2 separate regions of the Homo sapiens genome follow, and region 2 is linked to region 1. The links are chromatin loops, found by intact Hi-C in ENCODE. Cell type or tissue: mammary epithelial cell. All regions are shown on one strand. Each heading gives the region's core, and the rest is flanking DNA. Links, peaks and the distances in the headings are about the cores only.

Evidence for each region. Hi-C counts contacts between places; a loop is a spot of excess contacts. Peaks named below come from ENCODE experiments on the same cell type or tissue, not always from the same donor. Only the 100,000 strongest peaks of a DNase experiment are listed, where the experiment ranks them.
Region 2: it touches region 1 in a loop (30-fold over the local background); 3 of 110 quality-filtered maps call a loop at or near these places.

The regions. Positions count from the first base shown.
Region 1 is chr11:76,149,341-76,155,871 of GRCh38, forward strand. No RefSeq gene overlaps it. Among named protein-coding and RNA genes, the nearest start is that of WNT11, 54 kb to the right of the region's middle. RefSeq lists enhancers at 2,617-3,497, 3,149-3,238, 4,139-4,198. In mammary epithelial cell, for the core only: a CTCF peak has its summit at 3,005 (motif pointing left); DNase peaks (open chromatin) are centred at 2,991 and 4,391; H3K4me3 peaks cover 322 bases.
Region 2 is chr11:75,545,134-75,551,664 of GRCh38, forward strand. No RefSeq gene overlaps it. Among named protein-coding and RNA genes, the nearest start is that of SERPINH1, 14 kb to the right of the region's middle. In mammary epithelial cell, for the core only: a CTCF peak has its summit at 2,602 (motif pointing right); no DNase peak of the experiment used is centred there.

The DNA of each region.
Region 1 (6,531 bases), core at 908-5,907:
GACTCACAGGCATAAAAGGGGCGGGGGTAAGAGGGGCAGGAGGTGCTTCTTTGAGGACTCCCCTTAGCTGTGTCTGACAGGCAGGTCGAGGGGGTGAAACGGGGCCAGGGCTACCAGCCAGGGTAAGAAGCAAGAACAAAGGCGTTGCTGGGAACCTGCATTACTCGTGCGTTTAATGGTTACTGACTGCACACTGCACACCAAGCGCTGGACTAGGCTCCAGGGTGAGAAATGCACAAGGCAGACACAGTGCCTGCCCTCAGGAAGCTGCCAGGCCTGTGGCTGAGACAGGAAAGTACAGAGGGCACAGAGCTGCGCTGGAGCTGGGTGTAAGGCAGGTAGTTGGGGAGGGGAGGACTGAGCCTGTGTCTGAGGGCCGGGGGCAGGGGATATGGCTGGGTGGGGGGAAGGAGGGGGATCTGTGCACAGGGTTAGCAGAAGAGCGGCCAGAACAGAGGCCCAAGGAGCTTCCCCCAAGGCTGAGCGTGGAAGACTGTGGGACTAGACACAGGACAGAAACCATGGAGATGGGGAAGGGTCAACAGGGCCAAAGACCCAGGAGCCATGGGAGGTGAGGGCAGGCACAGCCTGAAGCCCTTGGTGACCTCCATGGGAGCTGTTTCAGGGTTGGGGAGCAGCAAGGAAGCAAGGGGCAGTGGGCGTGCACAGTGGGGAAGTAGAGACAGTGAGTGTAGACAACTCTTGCGAGTTTAGCTATAAAGTGCTGGAGAAAAATATGGGTGGGAGTTGGAGGGGACTGTGAGACCGAAGGAAGATTTCCTGTAAATGCGAGTGGGATGGAGCCAGTAGCAGGGAGAAGGCAAAGGTTCAGGAAGAAGACGGGACAATGAAAGGAGCAAGGCCCCAGAGAAAATTTGGGGTGACAGGGGAGAAGGGGGAGCCCCAGGGCATGGTGAGGACAGCAAGGAAGGGTGGCCGGGCAGGAGTGGGCTGAGCTGTCCATCTGCATGGGTGGGAGGCTGCAGGCGAATTTCCCGCCTGGCCCCTGAAGAGGGACAGCCTGGGATGGGGGCCTGACTGGAGTGACTATTCCAGGGTACAGGCCAGGGCAGAAGGGGCACCATGAAGGTGGCTTGGAGCTTCTTGGGCCTTTTGAAGGAGATTCCTGAGGTTTATGGGAAGGGGTGGTTTGCTGCCCCTGAGTTCAGCATGCCTGGATTATAATCACCTCCTCCCCAGGCGCTCTTCAGCTACTCTTGTGCCCTCTAGCCCACTCTCCACATGGCAAGCACCTGACCTGTCCTAAACACAGCTCTCACCCTATGAGAACTGTTACATAAAAGAAAGCAACATTTACTTACCTTTGCTATATGCATTGTACACACTAGTTAACTGGATAGTTGGTGAAGGGAAGTTTCTCTTATATAAATATTCCAAGTAAAAAGATTCAGAAGGGATCATAGAATTAGGCTGTCAGCTCTTCGCAACTCCTAAATAATGAGCACGTCTAAGACAATGCTCATCAATGGCACAGAAAGGCAGGCAACCAGACACCTGATGCCTCCTGATGGAAAAGCACACACCTTTGAAATAGCCTTGGCATAAGTTTGACCCTGAATATAATGAAGCATCTATCCGTGCTGTCCAAAGACAGCAGACACCAGCCACATGGAGTTCTGAAGTCATTGAACAGTGGCTAATCCACATTGAGATGTGCTATGAACACAATCCACACTGAACTGCAGAGACTTTGTACAAAAAAGAATGTAAATTCTTTTGTATTAATTTTTATATTGATGACGTTAGAATGATAATATTTTGAATATATTGAGTTAAGTAAGATACAATTAATTTCATCCATTTCTTTTTGCTTTTTAAAATGTTACTACCTGAAAATCTAAAATTACATATGTGACTTGCACTTGTGGCTCACATGATTTACTATTGGGTGGTACTGCTCTGGATCTAACTACCAGTTTATGGGAAATTCAAAGGGCAGATGAGCCTTTAACACCAGGAAAATGCAATCAGAAAAATCCAGACGGTTGGAAACCCCGCAGGACGAGCCACCTGGTTTCTCCAATAAATATATTGAAAGAAAAAATACATAGAAGAAGGGAAAACCTATTAACAAGAGACTCAAGAGACATATAAATCAATCCCATTATGAACCGTGCTTGGTTCCTGTAAACTAAACAAACTGAAAAAAAGAAATTAAGGGACAATCAAAATGGAAGCACTGACTAAATATGATATGAAGGACTTGTTATTTGTTTAGGTGTGATAATAGCATTGTGGTTTTGGTTTTTTAAGTCTTTGTTGCTTAGATGCATAGAGAAATATTTACAGATGAGATGCATCTGTCTGGGATTGGGGATAGGGTGTGAATGGGGTGTGGAGGAAACAAGATTGGCTATGGATGATGGATGACAGGTGACTGGAGTCCGCTGTGCCTTGTGGCACACACCCTGCCCTCCAGCCAGGTGGATGCACTTGCCATTCCCAGAACGCCCTGCTCCTGCAGCCCTGGGGCCTTTGCCGCCATGATGTCTCTGCCTAGAATCTTCCCCCCTAACCCACAGCAAACCTCTGTCCACCTGTATGCCAGAGCTCAGCTACCCTCTTCTCCTCTTTGAAGTCCTCTCTGACGTCTTCCCCACTCTCCACCCACCCACTCTCCCTCCTTTGTGTTCCCCCACTACCTGTGTGTGCTTCCAGCACAGCCCTTCCTACATGTCCCTACGTGTATGTTTCCCTATCTGTCACCTTCAGTAGCCCATGAGCTCCCACGGGGCAGGCGCGGGATTTTAAGGCACAGCTTGTGCTCAGGAAAACTGGATAGATTCGTCTTGGTGTGTTGAGTGTCCATTTTACAGAGGAAGCAGTTGGGACCCGGAGAAGTTAGTCTTGGCTAAGTTCACAGAGCTAAAAAGTGACAGAGCTAGGACTTGAAATCAGGACCTTTGAGTCACGTCTCTGCCTGACCTCAGCCCTGCGGGCCCCGTTCCCGCCATTCCTTCCTGCCTCTCACGTTGACTGGGCTCCCCCTGTCGGTCGGCACTGGCTGAACAGCCATGGAGTGGCGCTTTGGGGAAACCACGGGCGACCAGGAAAGATCTCAGGCAAGCCTCGGGTAAGTGAGCTGTAAACTGAGACCTGAACCCAGACACAGCCCATGCCAGGCCGAGCGAAGAGCCTGTGCAGGGGCTTGGAGTAGAGAAGAGCACGGCTCCTGTGAAGGATTCAGAGGCTGGAGCTGGGCGATGGGCCACCGCGCGGAGGAGGCGCGGGCGGTGGTCCGAGTTCCTCAAGGGATCTACAGACGGCGCCCCTCCTACCCAGGGTGTTTCCTGATGATTGTATTTTGTATTTCAGCGTTGATGATTTTTTTTTTCACTACTTCACCCCCTCCCAAACGCCCAAAACTGCCTGGTGATTTTTTTTTTTTTTTTCAAAGTGCATCCTGACCCCTCTGGCTGCCTCCATAGACTCAGCTTTAGTCCCGGCCCATCCTGCTGGCACAAGGAAGCCACCGCATGTGATGGGGTGTAATTTACAGCCACAACCCTAATGTGCAGAAATATCACTTTATTTCCCCGTAACTGTCCTCACCCGAACCTGTTTTGGCCGCTGGCAGCAAAACGCTTATCTGACCACTTCAAGGCAACTCATTCATCTCTAGTTAAAGATTATCCCCTAGGGGGTAAATGCTCAAATTCCCCAAATTTCCTGACCTCACCCCTTCTGGCCCCAGGGACCAGGCTTCAGGCAAGTGTCTCCTGACCTGCCCGTGGTGTGGCTCATCTGGGTGTCAGGGGCCGGCCCCACTGCAGAGGCCCTTCCTTGGTTCTCACCCTGGGACCCTGTGCCCCAGGGCAAGGCCCACTCGGCTCCCTTGGGGCTCAGCCACCTAGCCCACTTTCCCTCACTGCTGAGATCAGGCCACCTGCATGGACTTCTCTACTCTGCTGGTTGGCTGTCCTGCACCCTGAGGAACACGGAGGACTTCTATGAAGGCTTGCCTGGCTCTTCCTGGCAGGCCTTGGGCAGTCAGGTCCCTGTTTCCCATTTAGAACCCAGAAGGGGACAGGGACCGGAGAGGAAGTGCTTCTCTCCAGCTCCACGAATCTTTTGACTTTGGGCTTCCTGCCTTCCAAATAGCCCCCACTGCAGCTGTTCACACCTTCACTTCCTCTTTCAAAGGTGAGAAGACTCCTACATCATCACCAGCGTGTATTTTTCTCTCCTCTATGGCTTTTGTTTGTTTGCTTGTTTTGATGGTTGTACATTCAAAGTCCTCCAGGCTCTGTCTGGTCAGAAGTCACACATCCTCTCCTTGCTCAACAAAGCCTGGCCTTGTGGGGAAAGCTTGGCTTTCCAGACAGGCAGCATTTCAACTCCCTTTATCGTTCTGGGCTGTATCCACTCTGCCCTGGAGGCAGTAAATGGGGGAATTGGTGAAGGAGTCAAAGGAATGACTAACACCCCAGCCTCGGCTGCTGCTCTCACTGCCACAGAGCAGGGACAGAGCAGGCGACTGGACGCACGAAGCATTCCTGCTGAGTGAAGTCCCAGGGATGTTGGGGCCTGCAGCCCAGACAAAGGAGCCCTAGAGATTCGGAGGGAGAGAAATAAGTTGTCATTGACCTGTAGTGTGGGCATGTTAAAGGCTGAGGAACTGGCAGTGTGGCATGTGGCAGGATTGCCAGGGTCACAGGATAGACAGTGATTTAGTTTCAGCAAAATATCATCCACCACGTTAATATTGCTAATATGAATTTAATTGGCTTAGTAGTTTTGTGTGGTTTTAATTTGTAAACTTGTTTTGGTTTAATGGTTGTGGGAGAGCTATAGACCTTAGTTTATATTTAGTTTTTAGTTTGTAAAATGTTCTCGAGAGTGAAAATGGAAGAATGGAACAGTCTATAATAATTCTTCCTTGCAATTCATCATCCGTCCTCCACACCACCCGGAAAAAACAGGACCCAGGAGGACATGGAAACAGTCTTTATTTCAGGGTTGTGCCATAGCTGCCCACCCTATGAGAGGAGGTGGGAAGCCCTGGGAGGGCTGGCTTCACCCGTCCCCAACCTGGGTCTTCCTTCTAGATCCTTGGGTGCCCTTTGTGGCTAGGCCCTCTCCTCTAGACTCTCTGGCCCCTGAACTATTTCCCCTGATGCCTTTAACCCCTGGGTTTCCCTCCCTCTTTGAGTTCAACCTTTTCTTTTCTTTTCTTCAGCCCCTGGAGGGTCCAGGCTGTGGAAGGGGCTGTGGCTCCTGTTGGCAGCGCATCCACCAGACAGACTCTGACCATTTGCAGCGCCAAGTGGGGTCCCTCCTGGCCTCACTGTGCCCAAAGTGTTTCTGTCTCTCACTCCACCACGGCTGCATTCCCAAATGCCCCCTCTGACTTCTGGGTTCAGTGTGTGCCAGGCTTCAGGAAAGAGGGGGAGAAGGAAAAGATCCCACCTTGGCACAGACTTCTTTAGGCGATATTACAAAGAAAAATCAGGTTTCAACCTTAGGGGGTCTCTACAGGAATTTTTAACCTTGAAATAATCCCTACATTATTTATTGTATGGTGTTGTAGGCCTCACTAGGGAATTTTTACTTGATCTTCAGTGCAATGGGAAACTTTGGAAGGGCTGTCAGCATGGAGAGTGACATGCTCTAGCATAGGTTTTCTTTTCTTTTTTTTTTTTTGAGACGGAGTGTTGCTTCGTCGCCCAGGCTGGAGTGCAGTGGCACCATCTCAGCTCACTGCAACCTCCGCCTCCCAGGTTCAAGTGATTCTCCTGCCTCAGCCTCCCCAGTAGCTGGGATTACAGGGCACGTGCCACCACACCCAGCTAATTTTTGTATTTTTAGTAGAGACGGGGTTTCACCATGTTGGCCAGACTGGTCTCAAACTCCTGACTTCAAGTGATCCACTTGCCTCAACCTCCAAAAGTGTTGGAATTGCAGGTGTGAGCCACCGCCTGTGGCCAGCCTAGGTTTTCAAAAGAGTGCAGTGGGAGAAACTTCCTGTAATGGCAGTGGTATGACGTGGCTGCATGAATTGTCCTGCAGATAGCAATTATGGAATCTAGACAAAGTATTAAAAAAAAAAAAAAGTATGTAAAGCCCCTGGAAAGTGTCTTAGAAAGACAAAAGCCGGAAAAAAAGTTTACTCTTGAAAAATGGCAAAGAGAAGAGGTAAGAATCATGGCAGCACTCTCACACCCCCGAGGCTGGAGCAGGTGGTAGAGAGTAGAGTTCAGAACTGTAAGGGCAGCTGGAGCATCAAAGGGGACATCCTGGCAGTGAGATAACTGCAGGAGGCCTCAGGCCCGAAACCCGAGCACAGATTCTGTCCAAATATTCCAATGCTAGAGGGCCTGGTGAAAAAAAACAGGCAGGAACTGGAGATAAGTTACCCTCGAAAGACAGAGCAGCTCTGGACTGGGTAAAATATGTGAGTGTCCTGCTTTTTGAACAGTGAGTGAATTTCCCAACCTGTATACAGCGCAGCCAGCAGAAAGTGAAAAGTCTTACTGCCTTGAGGTATCAGAGAACAGAGTCCAAGCCTGG
Region 2 (6,531 bases), core at 620-5,619, 600 kb before region 1:
GGCGGGTGGGGTGAGGACCTCCCAACAGAGGGTACTGCTGGAACTGATGTCTGAGGGGAGAGGTTGCAAACCAGAGGGGGCATTGTTCCTTTGGGTGGGGGTGGCAGGGGTGGGGGGGATCTAGATGAGAGGTCCCCAGGGGAGGAGGTTCACTGAAAAACCTCCTGGAGAATCCTGTGAGTTAGAGTAGAATTTGGACATCTACCATGTCTCAGAGGGTCCCCAGGCCAGGTTACAACTGTATCAGGCAAGGAGGGCCTGATCTGCTCTCTCTCCCACTCTATAGACAGATGGTCATGGAGATGCTGGGTGAGGTGGCTCACACCTGTAATCCCAGCATTTTGGGAGGCCAAGGCGGGTGGATCACCTGAGGTCAGGAGTTCGAGACCAGCCTGGTCAACATGGTGAAAACCTGTCTCTACTAAAAATACAAAAAATTAGCTGGGTGTGGTGGTGGGCACCTGTAATCCCAGCTTCTCAGGAGGCTGAGGCAGGAGAATCACTTGAACCCAGGAGTCGGAGGCTGCAGTGAGCTGAGATCGCGCCACTGCACTGAGGGAGACCAGAGGCAGTCGCTGCCCTCTCTGAGTCTCTAGTTTCTGAGGCAAGCCCACCCCCAGAGAAGAGTCTTATTCTACATTGGATGAGATTTTGCAGTTTTAATATTACTTTTTGGTTTTATTACTTTGAACTATACTTTAAAAAAATTAATGATGGACAATTTCAAACATACCCAAAATTAGAGAGATGAGTCTAATGACCCCATCACGTACCCATCATTCAGCCTCAGCAATAGTGGGTCATACCAATCCTGTTTCCTCTGTGCCCCAACCTACTTCTCCCAGTGTAATTTGGAATCAAATCTTCGAGAAAGAAAAGAATGACTTCCTCCTTGCTTCTGAAAAATTAAAAATAAGAAGAGCCACTGCCCTCCACTGTTTGATTAGAACACTAAGGTTAGGGCATAAACCCGAGATTAAAGCTGGCAGGATCCATGGAACCATCCCAAGGACGGTGGGGTTGGTATATGTGTCCTTCACCATCCAGCTCCCACCACTCTGAACAGTGCTCGGCACATAGTAAGTGCTCAACAGATCATTCTGGTGCTTCTCCTCCACTTGCTCCTCTGTAGCCTTCCCAGGCAGCGGCTTTTCCTCTGTCAGGCATGAGCTGGGGCGGATACTCAGCTCTTCATCCGAGGCTGCAGGCTGGTTCTGCCCACAGCAATCCCATCCCAGGCTTGGCCAAGAGGAGAATTACTTTGCAGAATACAAGACATAATGAGGAAAAGCATCTACTTCAGTGCTCTGTAATGGTAGCCACTGGTTATCATAAAAGCAGTGGTGGCCAGGCGTGGTGGCTCACGCCTGTAATCCTAGCACTTTGGGAGGCCGAGGCGGGTGGATCACTTGAGGTCAGGAGTTCGAGACCACCCTGGGCAACTGGTGAAACCCTGTCTCTATTAAAAATACAAAAATTAGCCGGGTGTTGTGGAACACACCTGTAATCCCAGCTACTTGGGAGGCTAAGGCAGGATAATTGGTTGAATCCAGGAGTTGGAGGTTGCAGTGAGCTGTGATTGCACCACTGTACTCCTGCCTGGGTGACAGAGGGAGACTGTCTCAAAAAAAAAATTAAAAAAATAAATAAAAGTGGGAAGGAGACATCCAGAGAAAAGTTTGGGGGCAGGAGGGTGGCATATGGGCAGACATTTTCGGAACTTCACCGTCCTGTGTGGAAGGTGGCATAGAAGGGGTGAGAACAGAGGCAGCAAGATAGTGAGGAGACAGGAGCCACAATCGGAGAAGGATGAAGGTTTGACCCACCTGGGAAGGGAACCCCCAGCACGTGGCAGAGGGAGGAGCTGAGAATCCTTAGAGGCACATCTCTAAGGTGCCAGAGGTCCCACTCCGCCTGCCTTTGAGCTCCGGATCCTGAATGCCCCCAGGGAGGCTTTGTAAAGATCCTTCCTAGGACTGGCTACATTTTGCAGGACCCATTGCCAAATGAAAATGCAGGGCTCCTAGTAAAAAAGATTACTAAGAATTTCAAGATGGCGACAGCAGAGTACTGAAATAAGAACAGGGTTCTTTGCACAGGGCTGCTGATACAGAAAGAGAACATAGGACATCCAGTTAAAGTTGAATTTCACATAAACAATGAATTTTTTATTTTTATTTTTTAGTTTGTCTGTCTTGTGCAATACTTGCAATAACATGTTTCTGTTGATCTGAAATTCAAATTTAACTGGGAATCCTGTATTGTACCTGGCAACTCCACCAGGTGGGTCCTGTTTCCTCCCTTAACTGGAGCTCCTGGGAGTGGTTCAGGCTTAGGGTTCTTCCAGGATAATGGTTTTCAAACTTCAGCCTGCATCAGAAACATCTGGAGGGCTTGGTAAAATCCAGATTGCTTCCCCCCAGCCAGAGTTTCTGATTCATGCCTAGAGTACAGCCCAAGAATTTTCATTTCTGACAGGTACCAAGGTGATGCTGATACAATTGGTCCTGGGACCACACTCTGAGAACCACTGCTGGGGTACATCACCCTAGGAAGCCCCTCAAAGAGATAGAAAATCATAGTGACCCAAAACGGACACCAGAGGGCAGAAGCGCCCACTGGTCAGGCTATAGGACCTGCCCACTGGCCTGGGGCTGGGCTTACACCTTTGCTGAACATTTGTTCTGTGCCTGACCACGTCCAGGGCCCTGGAGCAGACAAAGAAAGACGTGGGTCAGCATTAGTCTCTGCCCTGAGGGGCTCAGGGTGTGGAAAGGGAGACAGATGTACGAAGTGAGAATTACAATTGGTGCTGAGATGGGGGAAGCACAGGCTGTGGGAGCCCAGGGGAGGCTGGGGGTGGTCAGGGCCCGCTTCCTGTAGGAGCCTGAACAGAGGGTAGGAGCCATCCATACCGGGAGAAGGGGAGGAGGGGCTTTCTGGGCATAAGAATACACAAGTACAAGGGCGCACACTGGACAGTGCCAGGGACTGCTTGAGGAGGAGTGCAGAGGTAGAGGACAGAATCGGTGGGCGGGTAGCCTGGTGAGGCTGGGGCTTGGCAGATCCTGAGGGTCTCAGGGAGCCCCAGGAGGGTTTTAACTAGATGGTGTGTTAGAATGAAGAGTGTCTGGGAAGAGATACCAGAGGCAGGGAGGCCTAGTGAGCAGGAGGGTGCAGTGGTCAAGGGAGGAGGTGACCAGGGGATGCAAGGGTGGCCCAGTCTCTCTCATCTGTTCCTTCATTCCTCCATTCATTGCACGTGTGTATGGAGCAACTTCTCTGAGCCAGGCCCTGGGTTGGGTGCTGGCTGCCGGCTGCTGGGACTTGGCATTGATGAAGACAGTTCCTGGCTTATGTGGAGAGCTCACATTTTAACTGAGAAGACCACCATCCAACAGCCAACCTCACAGTGAGCCAGCTAGTTACAGTTGTGGTCCCTGAGGGATGGGTACCAGAGATATCAAGGGAGCCACATGGCAGGGTCTGGGCAGAGTTGGGGTTAGGGTGGGGGTAGGAGGCATCTCTCAAGAGAGACCCTGACCTGGGCATCCTGACCTAGCGAACAGATGCCTCATTCAGCCCTACCCTGGTGCCTCCGTGCCGCAGCCCAGAGCTAACAATATGGCCATTGACAGCTCCTGCCACTGCCTGAGGTCTAGCTTTGCTGCCCCCATCCATCCTTAGCCACACAATCCTGGCCTTCAGTGGGGAAGAAAGAGCAGGATTATACTCAGGTACTAGGGACTGGGCCCACCCCTCCACCAGAGTCAGCCTGGCCCCAGCCCAGGTGAGTGCCCAGCCAGGCACCTTCCTCAAATGTCCAGTGCTCTTGCTCTAAGCATGTGAAGAGTCCGGCAGCTAGAAGCAGAAGGATGCAGGAGATGACCTGAAATGCCAAGGGGATGCCGTAGACTCGCAGGGCTCCTGGACGCACACTGTAGAACATTTGTCCATAGAGATGGGATTGGCCTCACGAATGACATAGATGCAAATCAAGCTAACTGGAGCATTACTTCTAGAAGGCTGACCTTCTTGCTATTCCTAGAGCATGCCTAGTTCATTCTAACTGTGGGGCCTTTGCCCATGCAGCTCCCTCTGCTTGGGATCCCCTCCTCCCACCATAAAGGTCTCCCTCCTCCTTTGGTCGGAGGAAGAATGGCTCCCCAAAGACATCCATGTCCGAATTCCTGGAACCTGTGAGTGCATTACCTTGCATGGGACAAGGGACTTTGCACATGAGATTAAATTACAGATCTTGAGATAGGGAGACTTTACTGGTGGCCCAGTGTCATCAGGGAGGTCCATCTCAAGAGGGAGGCAGAGGGGTCAGAGTCAGAGAAACAGATGTGATGAGGGAAGGAGAAAGCAGAGAGAGAGGGAGATTGGCGCTGCCACACTGCTGGCTTTGAAGGTAGAGGCAGGGGCCACAAGTCAAGGAATGCGGGTGGCTTCTAGAAGCTGGAAAGAGCAAGGAAGCAGATTCATCCCCAGAGTCTTTAGAAGGAGTTGCTAGCCCATTTAAGTCTTCTGACCTCAAAACCATAAAAGAATAAATTTATATCATTTGAAGCCACTAAGTGTGTGGTACTAGATACAGCAGCCACCGGAAATGATTACAGCTTCTTATTCAGATTTCAGGCTGCCTGGTGTAAAGTAGTCTTACCCACAACACCTGTTTTCATTTCTTGCTAGCCCTCATTATTACTGGAAATGATCACATTTCTTTCTTAGTTTATTGCGTGTCTCCACTCGCCAGCACACCAGGCTCCTGGAGGGCAAAGATCTGGTTTTGCCCACTTTTTTATCCCAGTACCTAGAACAGTGCCTAGTAAATTGTGGGTTCTCAATAAATCTTTGCTACGTGAGACTGGGAACGGTAGCTCACGCCTATAATTCCAGCACTTTGGGAGGCTGAGGCAGGCAGATCACCTGAGGTCAGGAGTTCGAGACCATCCAGGCCAACATGGTGAAACCCTGTCTCTACTAAAAATACAAAAATTAGCCGGGCGTGGTGGTGCATACCTGGAATCCCAGCTACTTGGGAGGCTGAGGCAGGAGAATCGCTTGAACCCGGGAGCCAGAGGTTGCAGTGAGCCAAGATCCCAACCGCTGCACTCCAGAGTGAGACTGTGTCTCAACAACAACAAATCTTTGCTGGGCACGGTGGCTCACGCCTGTAATCCCAGCACTTTGGGAGGCTGAGGCGGATGGATCACGAGGTCAGGAGTTCAAGACCAGCCTGGCCAAGATGGTGAAACCCCATCTCTACTAAAAATACAAAAATTAGCTGGGTGTGGTGGTCAGCGCTTGTAATCCCAGCTACTCGGAAGGCTGAGAATTGCTTGAATCTGGGAGGCAGAGGTTGCAGTGAGCCGAGATCATGCCACTGCACTCCAGCCTGGGCGACAGAGCGAGACTCTATCTCAAAAAAAAACTTTGTTGCATGAAAGGAAGAATGAAGAAGTAAAGGACTTCCTCTGACTCTCTCTTATGTGCACTGAGGGCAGGGAAGGGGGGTGCCTTGGCTGGTGGAGGGAGGCCTCAGAACCATGAGAATGGAGTGAGGCCTGGAGGGCTGCAGAGATCTGTGGGAACTGCAGAATTTGGGCACATGCTGTCCAGTTTACAGGCCACTTCCAACCCAGGGTCTTTTTGTTGTTGTTGTTCCTCGGAACTACCTGGAAGAGGAAGACAGGCTTGAAAGGAACCATGGCTCTCACTTTGCAGGTGGGCATCTAGGTTCTGGATGGTGGTTTGAGGGTTAGGGAGACACTGCCTCTCCAGCAAGGGTCAGTGGGACCTGAGAGGGGCCTGAAGGCCCTGCCTGCTCCCCAGAGCCTTCCCGGCACCTCATGTGCCAGTTCTCCTTGGCACTTGGGCTGCCAGCCTTTGCCCCTGCTCTTCCCCCTGCCAGGGTGTCTTTCCTCTCCTTGCCTTCTTCCAGGGCTGGGACTAGGGTGAGACAAGTGAAAACTAAAAGGAGCACCAGAAATCTCAGTAATCAGGATTAATCATATTTTCATGTAATTATTGTTATTATTATTATTTTTGAGATGGAGTCTCACTTTGTCGCCCAGGCTAGAGTACAGTGGCGTGATCTTGGCTCACTGCAAGCTCCGCCTCCTGGGTTCATGCCATTCTCCTGCCTCAGCCTCCCCAGTAGCTGGGACTACAAACACCCGCCACCATGCCTGGCTAATTTTTTGTATTTTTAGTAGAGACGGGGTTTCGCCGTGTTAGCCAGGATGGTCTCTATCTCCTGACCTCATGATCTGCCCTCCTCGGCCTCCCAAAGTGCTGGGATTACAGGCATGAGCCACCATGCCCGGCCTCTTGTAATATTTTTTAAAAATCAAAACAAATGCAAAAAATCCATGATGAACAAAATATCACATTTTAAATAAGGACTTTTTTATTTTTCCTTTTGTCTCAGGCTCCAATATGGCTTGACACAGTCCATGCTACTAATCCTGTCTGAGACTGGCAATGTAATTTGTGAGGCCTTTTCTTCAAAAATTATTATTATTT